2 separate regions of the Homo sapiens genome follow, and region 1 is linked to region 2. A link is a contact called in ENCODE Hi-C or POLR2A ChIA-PET data. All regions are on one chromosome and are shown on one strand. The core of a region is the stretch at or near the end of the contact, and the rest is flanking DNA. Distances in the headings are between cores, read along the strand shown. Region 1 overlaps RHBDD1 (rhomboid domain containing 1). Region 2 overlaps RHBDD1 (rhomboid domain containing 1).

Region 1 (2,700 bases), core at 88-2,587, 38 kb after region 2:
TACTTTTGTCTTTATCTATTCATATATGTTTAGCTAAGTTTTTTTTGTTTGTTTGGTTTGGATTTTTTTTAATTTTTAAATATTAGTGACATTTGAATTAAGGATATTTGCATTGTTAATTTAAATAGAACTTAATTTGTCTTTAATAGTTTTCCTTTTAGAAAAGAAATGATTCATAATAGAAAAGAATAAATGTGCTTGCATTAAGTGTGCCTTAAGACATCACAATTTTATGTTGAGCTATTTCCCATTACTCCAGTTACTTATTAGTGGGAATTATTCACATGAGAATTTCCGCTGTTGTCCGCTCTGCCTCTCTTAAACAATCTTACAGTTATACCCATTCTCCCATCCATTATATTGTGTTGTGTTGCTGGTGAGAAAAACCAAGAGTCATATGTTGGTTTCCATTTATTATACAGTCACAAACAGCCTCAAGGTGGTCTAGTGTCATCTCATGGCAGTTCTCCAGTGATTCAAAACTATAATCGTGTTGTACTTAGTTATGGAGAGCCAGATGTGAGAGTCACGTATTTGTGTATCTTCACTAATCTCAATCAGAGGACCAAAGATCTCCTTAATAGATACCTGGCCCAAATTGTGCAAAAGTATAAAGATTACTATAAATATTAAACTGATTAAAATTACACTCTAATTATTTGCTTTGGAAAAATTGCAGATGGCCTGAGTGTGCAGTCATAGGAGACAGGTGAAACAAATCATGATATGAGGTGACTCTTGAATCATTGCATCGGGATTCTTTACAGATCAAACCAGAACAATCCAAAGCCCAGTAGTTTTTGATTTTCAACTCAATGAGTCTAAAAGGGAACCACTTGCTTCTGGCTAGCGTGATGCTAAAATAAAATGTAGCCCATGGACATTACAGGAGATAGTGTTTAATAAGTGTACTCTAGAAGTGACATCTATATAGAACACCTACTCTCTTCATTGTGTCTTTAAATAAGCTGGGTCTCTGGGGGTTAGTAAGGCCCTTCTTTTGCACACTGTGCTATGACAAAGATAAATTTTAAACCTCAAGTAATTTACTATTGTCTAGAGCATGCTTTTTGGAGAGGAGGGAAATAAGTCCCTGACTTACATAACGCAGGCCTAGTAAGGCCTATTTTGCATATAACTTTGAGATTGTGACATTTGTCAGGTTATGCTGCATTTCATCCCCCTTTGGTAGCCTTCATTATTTGCTCATTGTTATTTTAAAGTTTTATGTATTACAAAACCACATAAACAGTGCTTCTTGGTCTGTAGGCCCACCTGTGCAGTGGACTTCTGGATTTCTCTGTGTGCTCTGAGGAAGGGATCCAAGTGGCCATTGTTGACAGGCCATTGGCCTGTGTTGACAGCTTGTTTCTGTTATGCCTTTGCTCAGTATAGTCTTGCTGGTGGTAGCGACAGGGGGAAGTGAAAGACCACTGAGTGCCTCTTAAATCAGTTGTCATTTTGGCAGATTCAATCTAAACCAAGGATGACTTCCATATGCAATGGCTGTGCAGGATGTTTTGGCCCAAGCAAATAATACTTAATCAGCAGTGTGGTTCATCTTATTACTCTAAGGAGAAAATAACCTACTACCAAATTCTACTCTATTGTAGATAGGATTTTTTAAAACGAAAATAAAAACATCTGCTGTTTTGTAGCTGCTTGAACCTGAGGCTCTGTGCCCCTAGAGGAGCAGCGGTTGTACAATTGCTGTGCGTTCTGTGTCTCTTAGACCTTGCCACCAGGCTAGGGGGACACTGTCAGAGTTAATAAGCAATTAGGACGTTCTGTCCTGTCAATTAACTGGCAGAATAATGAGACCGCAGGAGCACTCTCCTTAAAAATGCCGAGACTTGTGTTCTGAAAAGCGTGTCTTTCTCTGCTGTTTGCAGTTACACGAATAGACAACTACTTAACACTTAAAAAAATACAGTGAAAATTATACCTACAGCAAACAGAAAAGAGAGGTATACAAATGGGATATCATTCACTCTAAACTCAGAATTCATAGATTTTCCTCCTGAGTGGCTGTAGTGATATTATAATATTTTCTGTCACCTTATTTGGCTTAAAGATTGACAGAATACTTAGGTAGTGAACATCCTTTGTTGTATAAATCAATGTTTAAAGTCTAAGTTTTGGACAATCTGGGTATTGATGCCAAATTTGAATTAGTGAGTTCCTGGCCATGGTCTATTGATGGATTTTTGTTTCCCCTTGAATGTGATGAGACCTTAGTGAAGGATTTTCATAGAGGAGCGAGGGGAGCAAAGAAAATAGATAAAAGCCCAGGAATAGGGAGACAGTCTGTTGGAGGAACTAGGTTGGTTGTGGTTACAATGTATTTTTCATGGGGAGATTTGTGGGGAGGATTGCAATTTATCAGAGGGCAGAGATAAGTAGGAATCAAGTTGTGAAGGGCTCAGTATGATGTGTTTGAAGGTTTTGTGTTTAATCCTGAGGACAGTGGAAACAAGATCAAATCTGATTATTATTATTATTATTATTATTATTATTATACTTTAAGTTCTGGGATACATGTGCAGAATGTGCAGGTTTGTTACATAGGTATACATGTGCCATGGTGCTTTGCTGCACCCATCAACCTGTCATTCTCATTAGGTATTTCTCCTAATGGTATCCCTCCCCTAGCCTCCCACGCCCTGACAGGCCCGGGTGTGTGATGTTCCCCTCCTTATG
Region 2 (2,989 bases), core at 155-2,654:
CCCTGAGCTGAACATCTAGTGGTTTTAACTTACCTCCTGTTGGTCTTGGTGAAACGGTCCTGGCACACTTGAGCCATTTACTCAACATATCCTTGAGTGCCTCTCATGTGCCTGGCCCTGTCCTGGGTGTTTGGAATACATATGTAAAAGCCACATAAAGGCTATGTTCTTGGAGTCTCCATCAGGCTCTTTCATAACTTTCAGTTTCCCACCTTCTGGAATGAGAGGTCACTATTCCAGGCTGTGGGAATGCGTTCATTTGCTTGGCTTTTTTTTTTTTTTAAGCTTCTAATTTTGTATAATGTATGAATGAGACACCATTGCTGCCCTCAGGGAGTTTGTGTGTGACAGAGAGAGACGGACAGGCAGGCAGACGTGTAAGTACTGTGCCACCAGCAGACTGGCTTCGTGCCAGAATAAGGTAGGAGCCTCAGCTCTGAGGGGAGGCAGGAGAAGGAAAGAACGGCTCTTCAACTGGGGTGGCATTTTTTGACAGAGGTGCTGTTTGGCTTAGCCTATGGTCAGAGAGTGCTTGGGGGATGTGACAGTGGGGCATGTGGGAATGGAGGTAGTAGACGATGAGGTCTCCACCCTCTGACTTTGCAGAGATGGGCAAGGCCAAGTGTTGGAAGGGCTTAAACACACACCGGAGTATTCTGTGAGAACCAGTGGATTTCAGAGGATGGCAATGACACCACTTGCCTTCTGCCTCAGGAGGATAACTGATGGCCGTGTGTGGGATGCACTGGAGAGCAAGAGCTGGCTTGCAGGGAGACCAGCTGGATGATTTTCTTTCATTTATTTTATTCATTCAACACACATTCATCTGGGGTTCACTCTGTGCCCAACACTGGGCATTTCCAAATAGTCCAGATGGCAGTAAGCATGGTTGTGGCAGTAGGAATGGGAAGGCTGGGAGGGGTATGAGAGGCATTACAAACGGGAAGTGGGAGTGGCACCCCAGAAAAGTCTAGTTTAAGGTGCTAGTGGATGTGTGCATGTGTGCGCGGGGGTGTCTAGAGGGTGGCGGGCAGCTGGAAATTGAGGTCAAGTGCTTAAAGAACAACTCGTTGTGTAGGACCCCCCCCTTTGTGGTAACAGCAGAGGTTTTTGAGAATCGCCAGTAATTTCTTAAACTCAGGCTGGTTGGGAGGTCATTCAGCCAGGGAACTCCACAAAGAGTGTTGCCACTTGGGTCAAAGTAGACCTCTGAAAATAAATCTTACAAGTAATTGCTGGTTTTAGATGCCAGTTTAAGAAGAGTTAAACCACTGTCATGCCCTAACGCAAACACTTTCATGCCCTAACTCATCTTTCAAGTTTGAAATTTAAATGTATGTTTCTTTGTTCTGAGTGACTGAAACATACACATGAAGACAACTTTGGTGGATGCAGGTGGGCATCTCAGTTCCTTTTGCTGAGTTTCACTTGCTCTCTGCTTCACTCATCCATGGTGTAGAAAACTGCAGCAGTCTGCCCTGCCATAACACAGATAGACATCATCCCTCACAATGGCTGGATAATTCCAGATTTAATGCCAAACAGAGAAAACTGATTTTATTTATGTTTTGTGATAAGAGGTACAGAAAAAAAACGGAAAGCGATGTAATGACTTGTCTTGACCAAATGCTTCCACTGCTCTGGAGGAGACAACCCACTTCCCCTGGTTAAGGAGGGGTGTTGCGTTTTAAACATGTGGTGGTTGTTATTCATTGTACTTTTTTTTAAGGTAGGAGATGTTGTTCTTTGGACTGAGTTAAATGCTGCTTAGCATAAAAGACTTGATGTGGAACAAAGCCTGCAGACTGTGACTATTTGACATGCACTGGGCTAATGAGAAGACAGAATGTCTCTAATCAGCAGCAGAACAAACACTCACAAAGGGTCTCCTTCCCTCCTAGGACTTCCTTCGCTGGGCATCTGGCTGGGATTCTTGTTGGACTAATGTACACTCAAGGGCCTCTGAAGAAAATCATGGAAGCATGTGCAGGTACAGAATAAAACACCTTTGGCATGACAACAGCTTGGAAGTTCATGTTAATTTTAATGTGAACAGAAGCAACCCCAAGTTTCCCTGTGGTTCAGCTCAAGAATTCCCTAATATGCCTGTTTTTCTTTTTAAACCGAAAGGTAAAACAACCAGTGCAGTTCCTTACATTGCTCCACAAAAGAGGCTGCAAACTTAAATTTCGAATCTGATACTTTCTTAGGGGACAAATATCAGTATATATTTATACCCTCAACCTTAATGCTACCCGCAGAAAACCACGATTTCCTAAAGAATGCAGAGAACTAAAGTGCCTTTAAAATAATGCATTCTTCTATAATAGTCCATGAATTAATATACGTGCAAGGCAAAGGTGAAAAAGAAAACAAAGCCTGGACTGAAGTGCATGGCCAGTATTTTAAAGAATTCAGACTGATGACCGGGTCCTTGGTGGATGAGCCATATATTCATGCATGGCGAAACCAAGTCTGTTATTGCTTGAAGCTTAGCTCCTGCTTTTTTTAATTTTGTTTTTCCCTTCAAATTGATACTCAATGAAAATATTTCATTTAGAAATACTTGTATTTTTTAGACCTCTTAATTTTCAATGCGATTCTCATTTTGACTTGTAAGAAAACTGGTTTGCAAACACTTGTTTTATAGACTGAGTTCCACTATTTCATCTTTTATTCATGGGAAGTCTTCTGAGACTATTTTACCTTTTCTTGAACCATAAATAATTTGTTTCACAGTTTGTGCTGATGACTGGTATTCTTGAGAACCATATAATATTCATGATAGTAGAAAGCTTTCCAGGCACTGCACTGGCACCTTTATTAGCAGGTCGTGTTCACTTTTGGTTGATTTTTACAGGCTGTGTTGCATTTAAGCAGATCCTCATTTTCCCACGTTTGCTTATTAATGTGTTTCCACTGTACGTACTTAGAGGAGGCAGTGGGAGCTTCATTTATTGAAAATGTCCAGTTTTATTGTATTTTCAAT

Evidence for each region. A loop is a pair of places that touch in the nucleus more often than their neighbours do. ChIA-PET counts read pairs that join two places held with the same protein, here RNA polymerase II (POLR2A). Pooled maps may share reads with other maps.
Region 1: a pooled map shows a loop between it and region 2 (4-fold over the local background). The contact joins two enhancer-like sites. A Hi-C loop is called at or near these places in 2 of 168 maps with a recorded cell type or tissue (CD8-positive, alpha-beta T cell and chondrocyte) and 2 of 50 pooled maps. POLR2A ChIA-PET finds 5 or more read pairs at or near these places in 4 of 52 experiments (H1, IMR-90, OCI-LY7 and 1 more).

The regions. Positions count from the first base shown.
Region 1 is chr2:226,942,659-226,945,358 of GRCh38, forward strand. The region is part of intron 8 of RHBDD1 (rhomboid domain containing 1); the gene reads left to right. Among named protein-coding and RNA genes, the nearest start is that of RHBDD1, 110 kb to the left of the region's middle. Within about 2 kb of position 1,338, at least 3 of the 41 ENCODE cell types and tissues checked have a DNase peak (open chromatin) inside an H3K27ac peak, as active enhancers do; they include OCI-LY7, where a contact is called at or near this core.
Region 2 is chr2:226,904,892-226,907,880 of GRCh38, forward strand. It overlaps RHBDD1 (rhomboid domain containing 1), which reads left to right. Exons shown (of 9, transcript NM_001167608.3): 6 at 1,902-1,990. Among named protein-coding and RNA genes, the nearest start is that of RHBDD1, 70 kb to the left of the region's middle. RefSeq lists a silencer at 1-105. Within about 2 kb of position 1,405, at least 3 of the 41 ENCODE cell types and tissues checked have a DNase peak (open chromatin) inside an H3K27ac peak, as active enhancers do; they include OCI-LY7, where a contact is called at or near this core.